2 separate regions of the Mus musculus genome follow, and region 1 is linked to region 2. Evidence: chromatin loops called from intact Hi-C (ENCODE). Cell type or tissue: left cerebral cortex. All regions are shown on one strand. Each heading gives the region's core, and the rest is flanking DNA. Links, peaks and the distances in the headings are about the cores only. Region 1 has its middle 75 kb from the start of Mir6382. Region 2 holds the start of Atp7a (ATPase, Cu++ transporting, alpha polypeptide).

Region 1 (8,428 bases), core at 114-8,113, 360 kb after region 2:
TACTACTCATCTGCACACCTGCACCAAGAGGAAGCTGAAGGAGCTGAACAAAGTAGTCATCAGGAAAGCAGCCACCAGGTAGTTCTGAGTTTGTCTTGTCTCTTCATTCAGTATATATTTATACCATATTCATTCAAACTATCCAGTTTGCATTTTATTACTGTATATATTTAACCAAAATAGTTTAGGTTTGGTCTTAAGTAGCTTATTCAAAAGTGTGTAGATACCAAATGCTTTAGAAGAACAGCATGCCTCATACAATTAATTTATTCAGTTTAAGAAGAACTTTCTGGGTGAGATCCTGTCTGTCACACGAACAGAGGGATTATATTCCTACAGCTATGTCTTCCTGAGCAAAGACATCTAGAGCTCTAGATCCTAAAAAGAAATCTCTAAAATGGAAGATAGTGATACTTTTAATCAAAGGCTACTTTGCTTTTGAGCAAAGGGTAATCAGAGGTGGAAGCAAATAGGCAGTCTCCTCCTCCTGATGTAGCTCCTCCTCTTCCCTCTCCTCCTCACAATGCTGAAAGCTAACTTGTTTATCTTTTTAAGGTAGTGGTGCTCATAAAATACATGACATACCAGAGAAAGATTTCCATGCAAGCCAATTTTGCATAACCCCATCTCTGCTACACAGCATAGAGGATTGTTGGCTAAGATTATTAGATAGCACAACTTTAAGTATTAATTATCAAAGAAATAAAACTTTGCATAAATTTACATTTTCATATCGAGTCTCTGAATAAGAAGAAAAATTATCAAAATAAAATTGTATCAATCCATTCATCCATCCTTCTATCTATCTAGGTTTTTCAAGACAGTGTTTCTCTGTATTGTAGCCCTGGCTTTCCTGGCCCTCCCTCTGTAGTCCAGGCTGGCCTTTAACTCAGAGATCACCCTGCCTCTATCTCCTGAGTGCTAGCATTAAAGGTGATTACCACCACTGCCTAGCTGATGAGTAGATATTTGAATACATACCATGATTTTAATAAGCTATGTGGATTGGCTTGGTAAGTTACTACTAGATACCCACTCCTGTCAAAAAGAATTTAGGAGAAAATGAGGAATTCAGCCTAGGTGCAAGTTGGGGCACAGTGACTATATGTTTATATTGTATGCTTGAATTAAATAATGCAAGATAATTAAAAACACTTACATATAAATGTTTTTATAGGGTCCATTTTTACCATTGCTGGACAGTGCCAATTCATATGTCATAGAAGAATTAATATCACATTTTTTGTTACACTTCTGAGTCCATGAAACAGTAGCAGATTGGGTTTGAATATTAGAAACCTAAAATGAAGAAAATGCAAGCAGTATACTTAAAAGTCATAATCTCTACTTTTAAATGCAAACTTTTCTTTAGTTGTTTCATACTAGCTCCAATTCTCATATTAGGTGCTTAAATACTATGATTAACTAATTAGCCACCACTCCTATCTTTAATGATGCCACACTGGATCTTATTGCATTGCTGCAGAAGAGTATGAAAATATCAACACAGTAAATGCTTTAAAAATAGAAATGAATTTGGAGGGTTTAGATGGAAAAGATGGAAGAGCATGAAATCTTTACTTTTGTTACATACCACAGGTTTTCCAATGGCAAAACAACATGGCTGTGTTCTGTACTCTGTATTGTGTTCTAAAAGTAAGAAAAAAGACCTCAAACAAAAATAATATTTTGGGAAAGTCAAGAGAAAAGAGTTAGATCAGACTGCAAATATGTCATCACTATGAAATCTAGTAAGACCCAATTAAATTTGTATTTAAAGATTTGAATCAGAACCCAGTGAACATATATATTAAACGTCATGATCTCACTTGTATGTTGAATTAGGTAAAGTTGTAAGAAACATAATAATCAGGAAATCGGAGCAGGGTGGAATTGCCGATCAAAGGAAATAAAATTCATGTAGAAGGAATAGGTGTTTGGAGTTATTGAACAGCAGGATGACTTAGTCGTTATAAGGTATATTTCAATACAGTGGACATACATTTTCATATGTTTCAACATAAAAAAGAAAAGAAAAATCCAATCCTAATCGATAAGTGAGATGATGGATGTTAGTTATCTTCATTTTCTAATTCCAAATTATATTTATATATCCCGTATATAAATGTTTATCAAAATGTCTCATTGCATTTTATAAGTTTAGGCTTATTACATGTCAATTAATAATACATTAAAAATAAATTAGAAAAAGTGGATGTGAAGGGAAACAGAAGCAGAGAATGGCACTCTAAAAGTTTGAATTGGCTGGCAAGGTGACCTGGACAGTAAAGGTACTTTCTACAAAGCACTATAACCTGAGTTTGAACCAGTGACCTGCATCTTTGAAAGGAGAAAACAAACTCCCCTAAGTTCCCCTCTGATCTCCCTTGTTCACATACACATATAAATAGATAATTATGTATAATAAAAATTTATTTAAAATGCACTGTGAGTCCAAATTATTTGGCTTGTACCCTCATTGACAACAGAATGGGGTTCCTGTGTTTACCTTTCAGTGATGCATTTGACGACTGACTCTTCTTTTGGTTTTCACCTAATATCTGCTTATTGTCTCTAGCTCCCATGTTAGCCTCTGTCTCTCCATGAACGTTTTCAGAAATGCTGGCAACATTAGAAGGTCTGAGGCCATCATTAGTTGAGAAGAAAGTGTTGCAAGCATTCTCAGAAGTACAGCTTGGAATACTCTTAGCATCTGGTGGTTCGTGAGTTTCATCATAGGTGACTTGATTGTAATTACTTATGGAAGGGCCTATAATATTGTTATTGATGTCAGTGTAAAAGCCCACATTTGAGGTAGAAATGCTTGGGGTATGAGCAGAAGAACTAGTGATTCTGTTAGTAGGATTAGTGTCTGGATTATTGTCAGCCATGTTTCTTGGAGCACTGTCAATAGTGCAACTGTTTAAGACAGTATTCAGAGAGTAAGTGTCTGAAGTATTGTTATCAGTGTTAGTATCTGGAGCAGTATTCACAGTGTAAGGACAGAGAGTACCAGGAGGAGCAGATGTGTCAATGGCTTTGTTCAGAAGCAAAGTTGTGTCACTAAATGTAGAGGCAGTCTTGTGTTCACCAAATTGGTGATCTCTTATTTTCTTCTTTGAATATTCTCCAGTCTTTACAGTCTTCTCATCGGGTTGGTTATGGCTCACTCTTCTGTGAGGATAAGTTTCTAAGAGATATAATAAATGCAATAAAGTTCAGTAGTAATCATAAAATCTCAAGTCCTTTTACCTAAGCATCCAAAGAACACTGACAAATCATGAATTACTTTAAAAGCTTTTCTTAATTTTCTTCAATAAAAATATTTGAAGTATATATATATATATATATATATATATATATATATATATATATATTCTGTGTATACATATTGAAGATACAGGGGTTGGTGCAGAAAAATGAGAAAATACAGCATTTTTAAAAATTAATATATTTTTATTATATATTTTCTGTATATACATTTCAAATGCTATCCTGAAAGTTCCCTATACCCTCCCTCCGCCCTGCTCCCCTACCCACCCACTCCAGCTTCTTGGCCCTGGCATTCCCCTGTACCAGGGCATATAAAGTTTGCAGTACCAAGGGGCCTCTCTTCCCAGTGATGGCCGACTAGGCCATCTTCTGCTACATATGCAGCTAGAGATACAAGCTCTGGGGAGTTCATATAGTTAGTTCATGTTGTTATTCCACCTATAGGGTTGCAGATCCCTTCAGCTCCTTGAGTGCTCTCTCTAGCTTCTCCATTGGGGGCCCTGTGTTCCATCTTATACATGACTGTGAGCATCCACTTCTCTATTTGCCAGGCACTGGCATAGCCTCATATGAGACAGCCATAACAGGGTCTCATCAGCAAAATCTTTCTGGCATATGCAATAGTGTCTGGGTTTGGTGGCTGATTATGGGATGCATCCCTGGGTGGGGTAGTCCCTGGATAGTCCATCCTTTTGTCTTAGCTCCAAACTTTGTCTCTGTAACTCCTTTCATGGGTACTTTGTTCCCTATTTTAAGGAGGAATGAAGTATCCACCCATTGGTCTTCCCTCTTCTTGATTTTCTTGTGTTTTGCAAATTGTATCTTGGGTTTTCTATGTTTCTGAGCTAATACCCACTTATCAGTGAGTGCATATCTAATGACTTCTTTTGTGGTTGAGTTACCTCACTAAGGATGATATCCTTCAGATACATCCATTTGTCCAAGAATTTCATAAATCCATTGTTTTTAATAGCTGAGTAGTACTCCATTGTGTAAATGTACCACATTTTCTGTATCCATTCTTCTGTTGAGGGACATCTGGGTTCTTTCCAGTTTCTCGCTATTATAAATAAGGCTAATAAAGCATTTTCTAGTGCTCCACTATCTCCATATATTATATAGTCACTAACAAGTAGGTATAGGATATGTTTTAAAATATATTTTTGTCATTATAAACAAGTCTGCAAAGAATATTATGTATATGCTATAATATTATTACAAAGGTATAAAATTGTACATCTGATAAATTGAATACTTGAAGATTAAACAAAGACAAAGCAAGATCTGTACATGGATGCCAGAATTGTCTATTTCCTGATTATCTTAGAAAGCCCTAGAGCTCTATCTAGTGGCCACCCTGCTTATTCTCAAGGAATCAGCTCATTTTTGCTCCAAAGGACTCCTTCCTATTATTGCTGTTGTCAGTCAGGACATTTTAGACATGAGTTCTAAAAGTTACTCAGCTATATGTTTCTCTCAGGACATTTCCAATCAACAAAGTACAGGGCCATTGTAAGCAAGAAAGTACCTCTCTGCCTTGTGAGGGAAGGCCAACCTCCACCCAAAGAACAAACCTAAATTAGGACAACTGCCCATGCTTGTGGGAGAGAACAAGAACATGAGTCATTGGCAGCCTTCATTCCAGCCCTGTCTCCTCCTGTCAATAAATTCCAGTTTGAATAATCCCTCCTTCCTGTCACTAGCAGTTTCATTTTCCCATAGCCAGGTTCCCACAGTTCACACCACTAACATCATTCCTGTGCATCTCTGTTTAACCATGATTTTCACCTGTTCAACTTGACCTCAGCCCCTTCCCCATCTCTGATAAAACCATAGCCTGTAAGAGACATTTGTTCTAACACCTTCTGTGATGAGAGACCTCCTAAGGTTTATTTCAAAATTAATCTGTCCCCACTGCTGTGGATCTGCGTCCAGAGTGTTAGGGTCTTCTTGCAACCCAGGAAGCAGCTGATTGTGGTAGGTCATCTTGTACTCTATTCTGGGAGGTCACTGGCTTTCCCTCCCTGTTCTCCTTTCTTCCTCCTTTCTTTCAGTCTTGCACTCAGTTAGCATGAAGATGATTATACATTTTGTAGAAGTATGGGAACCTGCTCATGATACCCCAAACCCTCTTCAGAATGTATCCCTTCTCCAACACTCTATGTACTAGGTGAACCATTGGACTGGATCACTCTTTTTATCTCTCACTTCTCTCTTTTACTCTCACCTATCTCTTCTCTCCTCTCCCACTTGTTCTCTCATCTCTCTCCTTTTTTCCTCTCTTCTCCTCTACTCCCTCTCCTCCTCAGCTCCCTCCACCATTTTCTCTCACGTTCCCTTCTGTAGCAGCTCTGGCATTGTGAAGGCTTCTTGTTTTTTTCTTGGAAGTGTTCAGTGATTCTTTTCTCGCTCCTTCTCTCCCAAGGTGACTAGGAAATCTGTTCCTTGGATACTTCCTCTATGGAGAGTCCAAGGAGTTCTTACTGGGATGCCTGATGTTTCCTTTTCTGTCCTCCCCTGGAAGTGTCCCACAGTTGATGGACATCCTGACAGGGACACAGGTCAGGGGTCTCAGGAGTAAAATCTGACCTATCCAATGCTCCAGTCCTAATATAAATTGAATAACTCTCTGTGGTATTAATAGCATATGTGACTTGGCAAATTCTCAGGAACTTCAATCACTTTAGGTTCAGAGCCAGAAAAATGGTAGGAAGTTCTCTCTTTACAAGTCTTCTGCCTCCTGTTGGCTTTACCTGTGTCAATCTTGTTCTACTCACCTTGTGAATATCCCCATGCCCACAAACTGTGTTGCCATTGACAACATGCCCATCTTTAGTATTTGAAGGCCCAATGTTTCTCCCACCTTTTTCTAGACTTTTGACAGGACGATAGTCTCCTACTTGCTGTCCATCCATGAATCCCCCAACTGTCTACTATTTCCTCTCAGATCCCCCAGACATCACCTCCATTTTCAATAACAGACACTAAAGTTCCCTTGTTCACCATTATACTCCAACAAAATCTTGATATCTTTCTGCAATCTTTTCACTTGGACTGACCCTGATTAGAACTTCTCCCAGCAACTTACCTGGCAGGTTCTCAGCAGGGATTTGGAGACAAAGCCTATCATTTCTGGAATGTTTTTCAGTTGCAATCAGGTTCTCTTGTTTCTTCTCTCCTGTCTTTCCCTCTGACTCTCCCTTTTCTTCCCTCCAAATATCCCCCTCTCCCCACAACATTCTTCTCCCAATAGAGTAGACCCAAGTAGTTCTAAGACAGAGAGACCCCCCTTCAGTTTTATGCCACAGTGGCTACTTACAGTTGTAGGTCTCCAGTGTCCTCCCTAGTGTCTCCCAACCTTCTTATGCTGCATCCAAAGATGATCTCATTGTCATCTGTTTCCAGTCCAGACACACAGCAAGGTTTTATAGCCCTGAATCAGGCCCTCAGGAACTCCTGCCCTTGGGCTCCCAACCCTTCCTGACACTTCCTGACCTTTACCGCTCTGGTGTTCGTAAGTAGGTCTTAGTCCATCTAGTCCAACGAATAGGAGACTCACTCTGACCTGTTGCCCATTTCTCTATATTTCAGAGCTGGCCCCTTATGCCTTAATGTTCAAGAACCTGCCATTCTGCTCATCCCCAGGCCCCTTAAAGTTATTATCCTTCAACCCGTGGCTTGACCCTACCTATGTGCAACATGATCAGCCCTTCTGCACTGTCCTCAACTTCCTCCTTTTGTTCCCAGACTTGTCACACTTGCCTTCTCCAATGTCCAGTTTCTCTTCAGCCCTGGAATCCGCTCAACCCTAACCACTCTTCTCTCTATACAAATTCAGGTAATATCTTTCTTGTGGTCCAAATGCTTGATAATTATTACAAGGTAATGGATAGGCCCTTATGTTTTTGTGGGAATTCCCATTCCTGGACCTCTGGATAGGCTCACTGATGGTAGTTTTCTAGGAACCCCCATATCCATCTGGCTTGACAACAGTCTTAGAGTGCTACCATTATGATTTTGGCTGCTTCCCCAATGGGTGGATGAGGCAAGTTCCCTTCATTTTTTAGCATGCAGAGTTCATTGGCCAATGGGTGTCATACACCTAGCTACAGATTGGACAATTAGCATCTACACTCACTTTAAACATTCCTATGATATCATTCATTCAGACTCCCACACTTGGATAGAATAGTGCTTCCTCACTTCAAAGGGCTTCTCCTTATTAACAGGAAATTTCTCCTGTGTGTCCTGGAAGCAGCCCCATTACCTGAAGGCTCAACTTTGGAAACATGACTGCCTAACCCCTGATTCTATTAGTTGGTGAAGGGCCATGATGTGTCCCACTATCTTTTCCCTCTGACTGTGTTACATAGCTTCTCATCTTTTCAGATTTTTCTTCTCATACCATCAGAACATACCAGATCCACCAAAGCCAACTTTTGACAACCCTACTGGTATTTTAACAACCTACTATTCTGTTCCTCCCCTGAAAAGAATTTTTTTTCCCTCCATGAGAGCCATTGCTACTTTCCAGGCCAACCTCTTTCCCCTCTGACATGTTCTTAGTACACAAGCTCATCTCTGCCCTCTTATGAAAAAATGCTTACAGGATCTCTGTGAACAATGTAACATCTGTCAATGGTCTCTCTTCAAGCTAGTATTAGGCACCCACCTTTCCGTACTCATCTACTTACTGTGCAACTCATCCCGTCTTCCCATAAGATACACCAAGTACTTCCTGGTAGTAGCTGTAGTTGACACTTTCACAGGTTTGGTAGAGGCTTTCCCCACTTCTAACAAATGTGTCTCCATTTTAGCCTCAAGGCTTGTAAGAGAAGTCATTTCTCATGCCTCCCATTTAATTTGACAATGGCTCTGAATGTATTTATCAAACACCTCAATGGATCAGTAGTACCCTAAACATTTACAGAAGTTTCTACATTCTTGTCATAGCCAGTCCTATGGAAAAGGAGAGAGGGTAATTTAGTACCACCTAGCCTGCTCCTTTCTCAAGCTAAATATGTACTGGATTACTTACTTTTTTTTCTTTTACTTTTTATTAGATGTTTTCTTTATTTACATTTCAAATGTTATCCCCTTTCCTAGTTTCCCCTCAAAAAATCCCCTATCCTCTCCCCCATTTCCCTGCTCCCCA
Region 2 (8,428 bases), core at 216-8,215:
TGAAGTCTATAATTTATGGTGTTTTAATAAGCAAAAGATGTTTTTTAAAAAATATATTTATTATACATAAGTACACTACAGCTGTCTTCAGACACACCAGAAAAGGGTGTCAGATCCTATTACAGATGTTTGTGATCTGGTTGCTGGAATTTGAACTCAGGACCTCTGGAAGAGCAGTCTTAACTGCTGAGCCATCTCTCCAGCCCCCAGAAGATGGTTTTAATAAGCAGAACATGGAATTTCTGTTGCTTTTAGCAGTTTATCTGATAGGAATTTCATATTCTATTTACTAGAAATAGTTTTCAAGATTTATAACTATGTTATATATATATGTTTTCAAGATTTATAACTATGTTAATGCTGTTTGATAATTTTTTTTTCGAGGTAGGCCTTCTCTGTGTAGCCCTGGCTGTCCTGGAACTCACTCTGTAGACTAGGCTGGCCTCGACCTCAGAAATCCGCCTGCCTCTGCCTCTGATAACATTTAAGCTGGGTGTGGTAGCATATACCTTCAATCTCAGTACTCCTGAGGCAGGGAGGCAGGGAGGATCACATCGCAGTGGTCCAGGCTAGTCAGGCTCTGCATAGTTGAGACACTGTCTCAAAAAAGAACAAAAACAAAAAACTTGAAACATTTATTTGTTTGGTTTTTCAAGACAGGGTTTCTCTGTGTAGCCCTGGCTGCCCTGGAACTCACTCTGTAGAATAGGCTGGACTCAAACTCAGAAATCCACCTGCCTCTGCCTCCCAAATGCTGGGATTAAAGGCATGTGCCACCACTGCCCGGTAGAACTTTTTTTTTAAAGATTTATTCATTTTATGTATATGAGTACACTATAGACACACAAGAAGAGGGCATCAGATCCCATTACAGATGGTTGTGAGCCACCATGTGGTTTCTGGGAATTGAACTCGGGACCTCTAGAAGAACAGTCAGTGCTCCTAACCTCTGAGCCTTCTTTCCAGCCCAGTTTAGAACATTTTTTATGAGATCTGTAGAAATATTCAAACTAGTACTAATCCATCGAAATACAGATCAATCTGAAATGTTGATTAAACAATACATTTAACACCTTAGGTTGTATAGCTTTTGAGCTTCGAGCTAGCACTCATTATGATGAGGTAATAATGTACACTACGGTTTGTTCTTTTATTTTTTTTTCATTAATCACTACATCCTAATTGCCTCCTTCCAGTCCCCCGTCACAGTCCCTCTTTCTTGAGTTGTCCTTTCTGTCAGGTAAGTGATAGTTGTCAACTTCATGTGGCATTTTACATTTACTTATTTTGTATGTGTATGTGTGTGTGTGTGTATGTGTGTGTTGTATTGACATGTGCCACAGTCCACATGTGAAGGTCAGAGGACAATTCGCAGAGGACAACTTGAAGTGGGTAGGCTCTTTACCATGTAGGTCCTGGCAGCAAATGCCCTACCTTACTGACCCAACCCCCCAGCTTTCTTCTCTCTTGTACTTATTTTTTTTTTATTTTTATTTTTATTTTTATTTTTATTTGAGACAAGGTTTCTCTACCTTGGCTGTCCTGGAATTCCATCTGTAGACTGGCCTTGAACTCACAAATTTCCGACTACCTCTGCCTCCTGAGTGCTGGGACTAAAGGCATGTGCCACCACACCTGGCTTTGATGGGTGGTTTTGTTTTGTTTTTTGGAGACAGGGTTTCTCTGTATAGCCCTGGCTGTCCTGGAACTCACTTTGTAGACCAGGCTGGCCTCGAACTCAGAAATCTGCCTGCCTCTGCCTCCCGAGCGCTGGGATTAAAGGTGTGCGCTAGCACGCCCGTCTTCATGGGTGATTTTAACACTACCATGACCACTAGTAGAAATGAAGCAGTTTTGAAATGAAGTTGAGTTTTGTCCCTACAATATTGGAACCTTGTTGCTTTCCTGCTTCATTCAGGCAAGTTCTACCTTTAATTAAACTGTTTGTTATAACTAACACATTACTTTGGATTTTATAATTACCTGGAGCTGGGAGGTCACTAAATTTCTCTGTTATGCATTTCTGTAGCTGAAGACTTGAGATAGCTTACCTCAGAAGCACTAAGCAATCCTTTAAGATTCCTTGAGGGACTATGAAATACTGTTAGATTAAGATGGATACCGTAGGTCCTGTTTTTAACTTTACTCTGAAATGGAATTATGTATTTTCTATTTCTATGGCGCTGGACTTAACAGACAGTTGTCAGCCTTTCTGGGAAGTTCTCTTAACGGAAGAGTCATTTTCTCAGGTCCAGATGTTATGGTCTTACCTGGTGACTTCATTAAGGATATGTTGATCCCATATTGAAGGAATTTGGAGGTGTTTAGTATTTGCTGAACTCCCAGCAAACCTGAAAACTTTCTAAAGACATTGCCTTATAATGGTTCATTCAATATAGTAAACATGAAAAGAATATCAATATGCTCAAGTATTCAGAGAATAGAGGATGCAGGCAAAGATGATACTTTAATGAGGCTGTGAGTGACGGGTAAACCAGTGTCTAGATTAACTAGAGGGATAGCTGACTTGCTATTCTGATTCTCTAAAGCTTATTTTCTGGTTCCCCCATCAAATGATTTATTTAGTTTTTTAATTTTTTAGTTCCATGACAATTGTATTGAGGGAAAATGTGTCCCAAGTGGCCAAATGTATGTGAATAGTGATGTTCTTTTAGTTCAACACCAATCATTTTGCACCTATAACTCAGTTTGCTGATATTTGGGAGCCCACTTATAAGTTGCCTTAGTTTCTTTTTAAAATGTAATTTTAAGACTTCACTCTCTCTGTTCCCACATGTTCCCAGCTGGCCTTTCTTCCTGTCTTTCTCACCACCCCCCTTTCACTGCCTCTACCCCTCTTCTAAGTCCTTCCTTCCACCACAATAAATCTTTATACTAGAAAAAAAAATTTAAATTATGTGCACATGTGGCTGTAAGTGACCTCAGTTCAGAAGAAGGTGCTAGGCGCCCCCCTTACAGGAGGGCATGGAGTTACAGTTGTTGTGAACGACCCATTATTGTACTGAGAATTCTGGAGTTTTGGTTTTTTTTAGTCAACACAGAAATATAGGAATGTGTTTTAGTTTTAATCCCAGACGTGGGATATGGAACTGCTTCGCAGTATCCACAGCAGCTGTGCATGATTTGCCTGGCACTCTAGCAGAAGCATGGTTTTGCCAGCTGCAGATAGTTTCTGTGATTGTGTGACATTTGGCATTCTGGGTATATAAATGCTAGTGCCCCGATAGATTGGTTTGTGGTTGGTAGTCTTTCAGGAGGTTTGGTTTTGGTTTGTTAGTGGTTGTGCTCACAGAAGAAATAAGAAAGAAATTGGTTCCAGGGATCTCTCTCTCTCTCCCCTCCTATCCTTTCTCTCCTATCTAGTGATAGGTGGTGAAACAGGGATTGGGGAGTTGGGGGGATGATAAAGGATGGGAAATCGAAGAGCCCACAAAGTAACAACCCAGCTACACATTATCACACTGTGAATTCAGGGATCTGAACTTGGGTCTGTATGTGCTCTTAGCCATTGAGCCATCGCTCCAGTCCATTTTTATTTATTTTACATGTATTTATTTGTGGGTGTGCTCTATGTACTATCCCAAGCGTAAAGACCAGAGGACAATTTGCGACAATTTGTGGGAGTCCTCTCCCTCCACCAGGGATGGAACTCAGGTCAGCAGATTTGGTGGTAAACATCTTCCTGCAGGGGATTAAACTCAAGGAACTGCCAACCCCGTTGAATGATGTCGTTATGTTTTATTTGAGAAAATCGTGTGTGTGTGTGTGTGTGTGTGTGTGTGTGCACGCGCGTGTGTGTACTACATCATTTATGTGGGTTTAGAGCTCAGTTTACAGCAGCAGTCTATCATTTGGGTAGATTTATTTTTTTTGTGTATGGATGTTTTGTTTGCATGGACATCTGTGCACAAGTAGGCAGTGCCTTAGAAGGCCAGAAGAGGGCATCGATTCCCTGGACCAGCTGTTGTGAGCTGCTTTGCATGGTCTGGAAGAGGAGTTATTAATGCTCTTAAATATTGAGCTATCTCTTCAGCCTGGAGAAAGTTTTCTTTGAGACAGGCTCTTACTCTATATCCCAGTATGGCTAGGAACTCTAGGCTGGTTTCAATTCATCTTCTTGCCTTCCTTTCAAGTGCTAGGATTACAGGAACAAGCCACCCCGCCAAACCACAATGCCATTTTTCATCAGAGGGATGAGGGGGAAGTTCCTGGTTCTGATTTTTCCTGTCTGGAGTTAGTTTAGTAAGTAAAGACGGTTTGCCAGGTCTATGATATTTTATGCTGGCAAGGACAATCTATGGGTGGTTTATGGCAAGCCCTCACTATTCAAGTACTTTCCCTCCGTTTTGTTGCGTTTGTCTTAGGCACTGGGGTTGGGAGCCTAGGCGACTGCAAGCGCCTAACTTTACATCTTGGCTGAGAATGCATGCGTGCACCAGGGGGCGCAAGGAGCTCCCGGCGCGTGCTCCCTTTCACGTGACGTGGACCATTTCCCTAGTCGGCCCAGCTTCCGGGCCCTGGCATCGCCCGGAAGTGGGGGCCTCGGAGGAGGGCGGGGCGACTTTGTGGGCTGGGAAAGCCGTCGAGGGAGGAGCTGCCGCTGCCTGCGCCTAGACTCTTCTGTGTGTGCGAGCGCGGAGGCTGCGTGCTGGTCAATCGCTGCCGCCCTGCGCCCTGCGGAGCTCCAGAGCTCGAACCCCAGCCCTGGAAACCCAGGTGAGTCCCAGAGCGGCTTCCCATCGGCGACTTCACTCTTTTGTCAGTTGTCTGTACGATCTAGGATGGTGAGAAGGTCACCACTTTAAGCTGGGGCAATCTCCAAACTCCTTCACAACTCACATATTTAACCACACTTAGGCTTTACCCTCTCAACCAGGGCAGAGAAAGGAGGCTGGGACCTGACCTGTGCCACTTTTTTTTTTTTTTTTTTGTACTCTCCTGGAAGAGAGTATTTTGATCATCTGTGGCCTGTGCTAATTGTGGACACGAGAAGGTCTGAACCGCGCACTGGACTTCTTGTGGACTGGGATCTTTGATTAATGACATCTCTTTCTACTTTAGAAAATGAGGTTCCGAAGACCACCATCACTGATTAAATATTTTTCTAAAACTGGGTATTTGGCTTCTTGTCACGCTCTGGGAGCATAAACTAAACGGAGGCTCGTTACCCCTTTTTGTTCTTTGTGCTCCATTTCCAGTAAAGTTACAGCCATCCCTGTCCCACCCTGCGCCGCTTTTCTGAGGCTCTTCCTCTGCCCCTTTCTCCTCCTTTCTCCCTCTTTTAAGTGCTGGGGGTTGAATTCAGTGCCTCCCACATGCTGGATTGTATCTTCCTTTTGACTCTTTTTGTTGTAGATGCTGAGGTTATTTTAAACTCGGACAACACTCATGCTTTTACAAGCCAATATTTTCCTAGGGTCTGAACTTTGTTTTAATTATAGCCTCATTACTTAGTAATACGGCTTTGTATTGAGACAGTGTGTGCAGAACATTGAATTAGGTGTGATATTGAAGTGAGAGAGATGGGGTGATGTCAAATTAAGACAGTTCCTGGACTCAAAAGAGTTTGCAATCAACTGAATCGAATTTGGTCAGGAAGACTGTGGGTTCTAGCAAATAATTGAATAAACAACCTAGATTGTTTCTACTATCCTTCTTAAAGAAAGATTATTTTGAAGAGAGAGGTTTTAGTTTTTTTTTTTTAATTTTCAAACTTTCTTGTATCTATGGTAGTGAAGGTTTTGTTGTTGTACCTGAGTGTCCCACAATGAAGTAGGAAAAGAAAAGAACACACAGTCATTTAAAATCTCAGTAACATATATTACAACCAGGAAGTGTTATAAAGTTGTATGGAAAGAAGCACTAGAGCTGTGTCTGGAACAGTGAACAGGACTTAGCTCTGTAGGGGTGGAGGAATGGGGGGATAGTCCAGGCACAGAAATACTGGTGAGGGCACTGTACATACACGTCTCTATTTCTAATAAACACGCCTTTCAAGATTTCAAGAGGGAACAAAAAGAGTAAGGTCTGCGGAGGTAGTTTGGTGGTAGAGTTTACCCTTCCATGAGCAAGGCCCTGGATTCTATCCCTGACACCTTGAAATAAAATCAAAACATAAAAGAAGTCATGAAGGATAGTCATATAGAACTGTTAACCCACCAAAAGCCTACATGTAGAAAAAAATGGGAATGATAAACGCAGTTAATGTATGAGGCTTAATGGGAATATAACCTGCAATGTAAAAGACACTAAAGTAAGTAGGTAGCGGTCCTGTGTGGGAGCATGCCTTGCTGCCCCCTTGTTGTGTTTTTTTTGTTGAGCCTCAATCAGTTTTTAATTCTGATTGACTATTGTGTCTTAGTTTAAAAAAAAAAAAGGCAACTGGGTGTGGTGGTATCTACCTTTGATCCCAGCAGTGAGGAGGCAGAGGCTGGTAGATCTCTTGAGTGCAAAGCCAGCCTGGTCTACAGAGTGAGTTCCAGGACAGCCAGGGCTACACAGAGAAACCCTGTCTCAAAAAACCAAAAAAAAAAAAAAAAGTTGGCAATGAATAACAATTTTTAAAGCCAAAAGTTGTTCCAGTTTCCCCTCAAGGAATCCTTGCATTTCTTCTCCAAATTGATTTCTCTCTCTGTCTTGGTAATGTAATAGAAACTCTTCTAGCCAGTCTTAGATCTCGGTTTGTGGCACCTAGCCAGGTTAAACAGTTTTCTTCTGAAGGATAGGTTAACATCTTTGTTTCTTAATGCAGAAGGCTGCTTTCTTTAAAACAACAACAACAAAAAGTAACAGGCAGTGATGGCGCACGCCTTTAATCCCAGCCCTTAGTAGATAGGGCAGGTGGATCTCCATGAGTTTGAGGCCAGCCTGGTCTACAGAGTGAGTTCCAGGACAGCCAGGGCTACACAGCGAAACCCTGTCTCGAAAAAACAAAAGAGAACAACAACAACAAAAAGAACTGATTTTTCTCTATATACTATATTCAGATTTGCTTGTCAAAATATTATTTGTAAATTTTGACATTACAGAAAATGAAAATATATTCATTTTTGAACTAGGGAAGTAAATTGTCAGAGATATTTGTCTGAGCTTATCCAGTTCTTAGTATATATGAAAATCATATTTTAGAGTTTTCTCCTAAAATTCCTATTACTTATCTTTATTAAAGGGACAGTCCAAGTTTTCCAAGTATTTTTGGTCTTAAAAAACAGGGTCTCTCACTACATAGCCCTGGCGTGTCCTTTGAAACTAGGAGATCATGCCTGGTGCTCTGGAGCTGAGGTTACCAAAGGTTATGAACTGACTTACCTGCCATAGGTACTGGGATCCAAACTCAGCTGAGGAAGTAGAATCCATCTCTCCAGTCCCCCCCAACCCCTTTGTCTTTTTGTCTTTTTGTGGTGGGAGTTCTGTATGAAGCCTCAGCCGGTCTGGATCTTGTTATCTAGATCAGTCTAGCTTTGGATTTGACAGTGATCTTTGACTAGACCTCCCTGAGTACTAGGATTGCAGGTGACCTTGCTTTTTTTTTTTTTTTTTTAAAGAACATTCTCCTCTGATTAACATCCTGTCAGAAAATGTTATTTTTGACATTTTTATTCATTTTTTTTGAACATGTGATATGTTGCGTGGCTGCCTGTATGCAACAGCTCTTACGTGGTTGTCAGAGGACATGAGGCTTGGTGGCAGGCACCCCTACCAGCAGGGCCATCTTGCAAGCATGTTATGTTCGTTTTTAGACAGTGTTTTATGTAGCCCAAGCTGTCCTTGGATTCCCATTTCTCTTGTTTCTACCTGCCAAGTGGTGGGATAATAGGTCGCAGGGTTTTGTTATTAAACAGAGATCTTCCCAAGGACACAGTAAAAATAAGAATGAGTCAGATAGCTGGTACATCATGGCGAGTGGTTCAGTTCAAACTCGCATTCTGACAACTCTAATTCTTTTACTTCTTGTTCTCAGTCTGTAGCTTGACTTGATGTGATACAACTTATTTCTGGCTGTGGTGGTATATGTTTAATTTGAAGCACTTGAGAGGCCAAGTTAAGAGTTTGAGACCAGCCTGGGCTACATAGCAAGACCAAGAAACAACAAAACAAAACAAAACAAAACAAAACAGAAAACTTGCAAACTCAATTTATTGAGGGAATATGGCAAGAAAAGAAGCAATATTTATTTCCAATTTGTGTTAATTACAGAGTGGGTGCTGTGTTTCTGCTTTCATGTTGTTTGTCCTGTGTGGTCAGCAAATTGATTTCCTCATTTTGTGAGTTCAAGTATGTGAGAGAGCACACTGATTTTCACAAATACTTCTTTTCCGCATAGAAACGAGGATAAAATATTCCATTTTGAATTGATTAAGTGGGTATCATTATACATTGCTTGATTGTTTGGAATTGTACAGCTATA

What was found. Peaks named below come from ENCODE experiments on the same cell type or tissue, not always from the same donor. Only the 100,000 strongest peaks of a DNase experiment are listed, where the experiment ranks them.
Region 1: it touches region 2 in a loop (4-fold over the local background); 5 of 42 quality-filtered maps call a loop at or near these places.

The regions. Positions count from the first base shown.
Region 1 is chrX:106,380,882-106,389,309 of GRCm38, forward strand. It overlaps the pseudogene Gm6325. Among named protein-coding and RNA genes, the nearest start is that of Mir6382, 75 kb to the left of the region's middle. In left cerebral cortex, for the core only: a CTCF peak has its summit at 4,628 (motif pointing left); a DNase peak (open chromatin) is centred at 4,632.
Region 2 is chrX:106,022,643-106,031,070 of GRCm38, forward strand. It overlaps Atp7a (ATPase, Cu++ transporting, alpha polypeptide), which reads left to right and starts at 4,582. Exons shown (of 23, transcript NM_009726.5): 1 at 4,582-4,737. In left cerebral cortex, for the core only: CTCF peaks have their summits at 3,934 (motif pointing right) and 4,469 (motif pointing right); DNase peaks (open chromatin) are centred at 3,995 and 4,532; H3K4me3 peaks cover 1,553 bases; H3K27ac peaks cover 786 bases.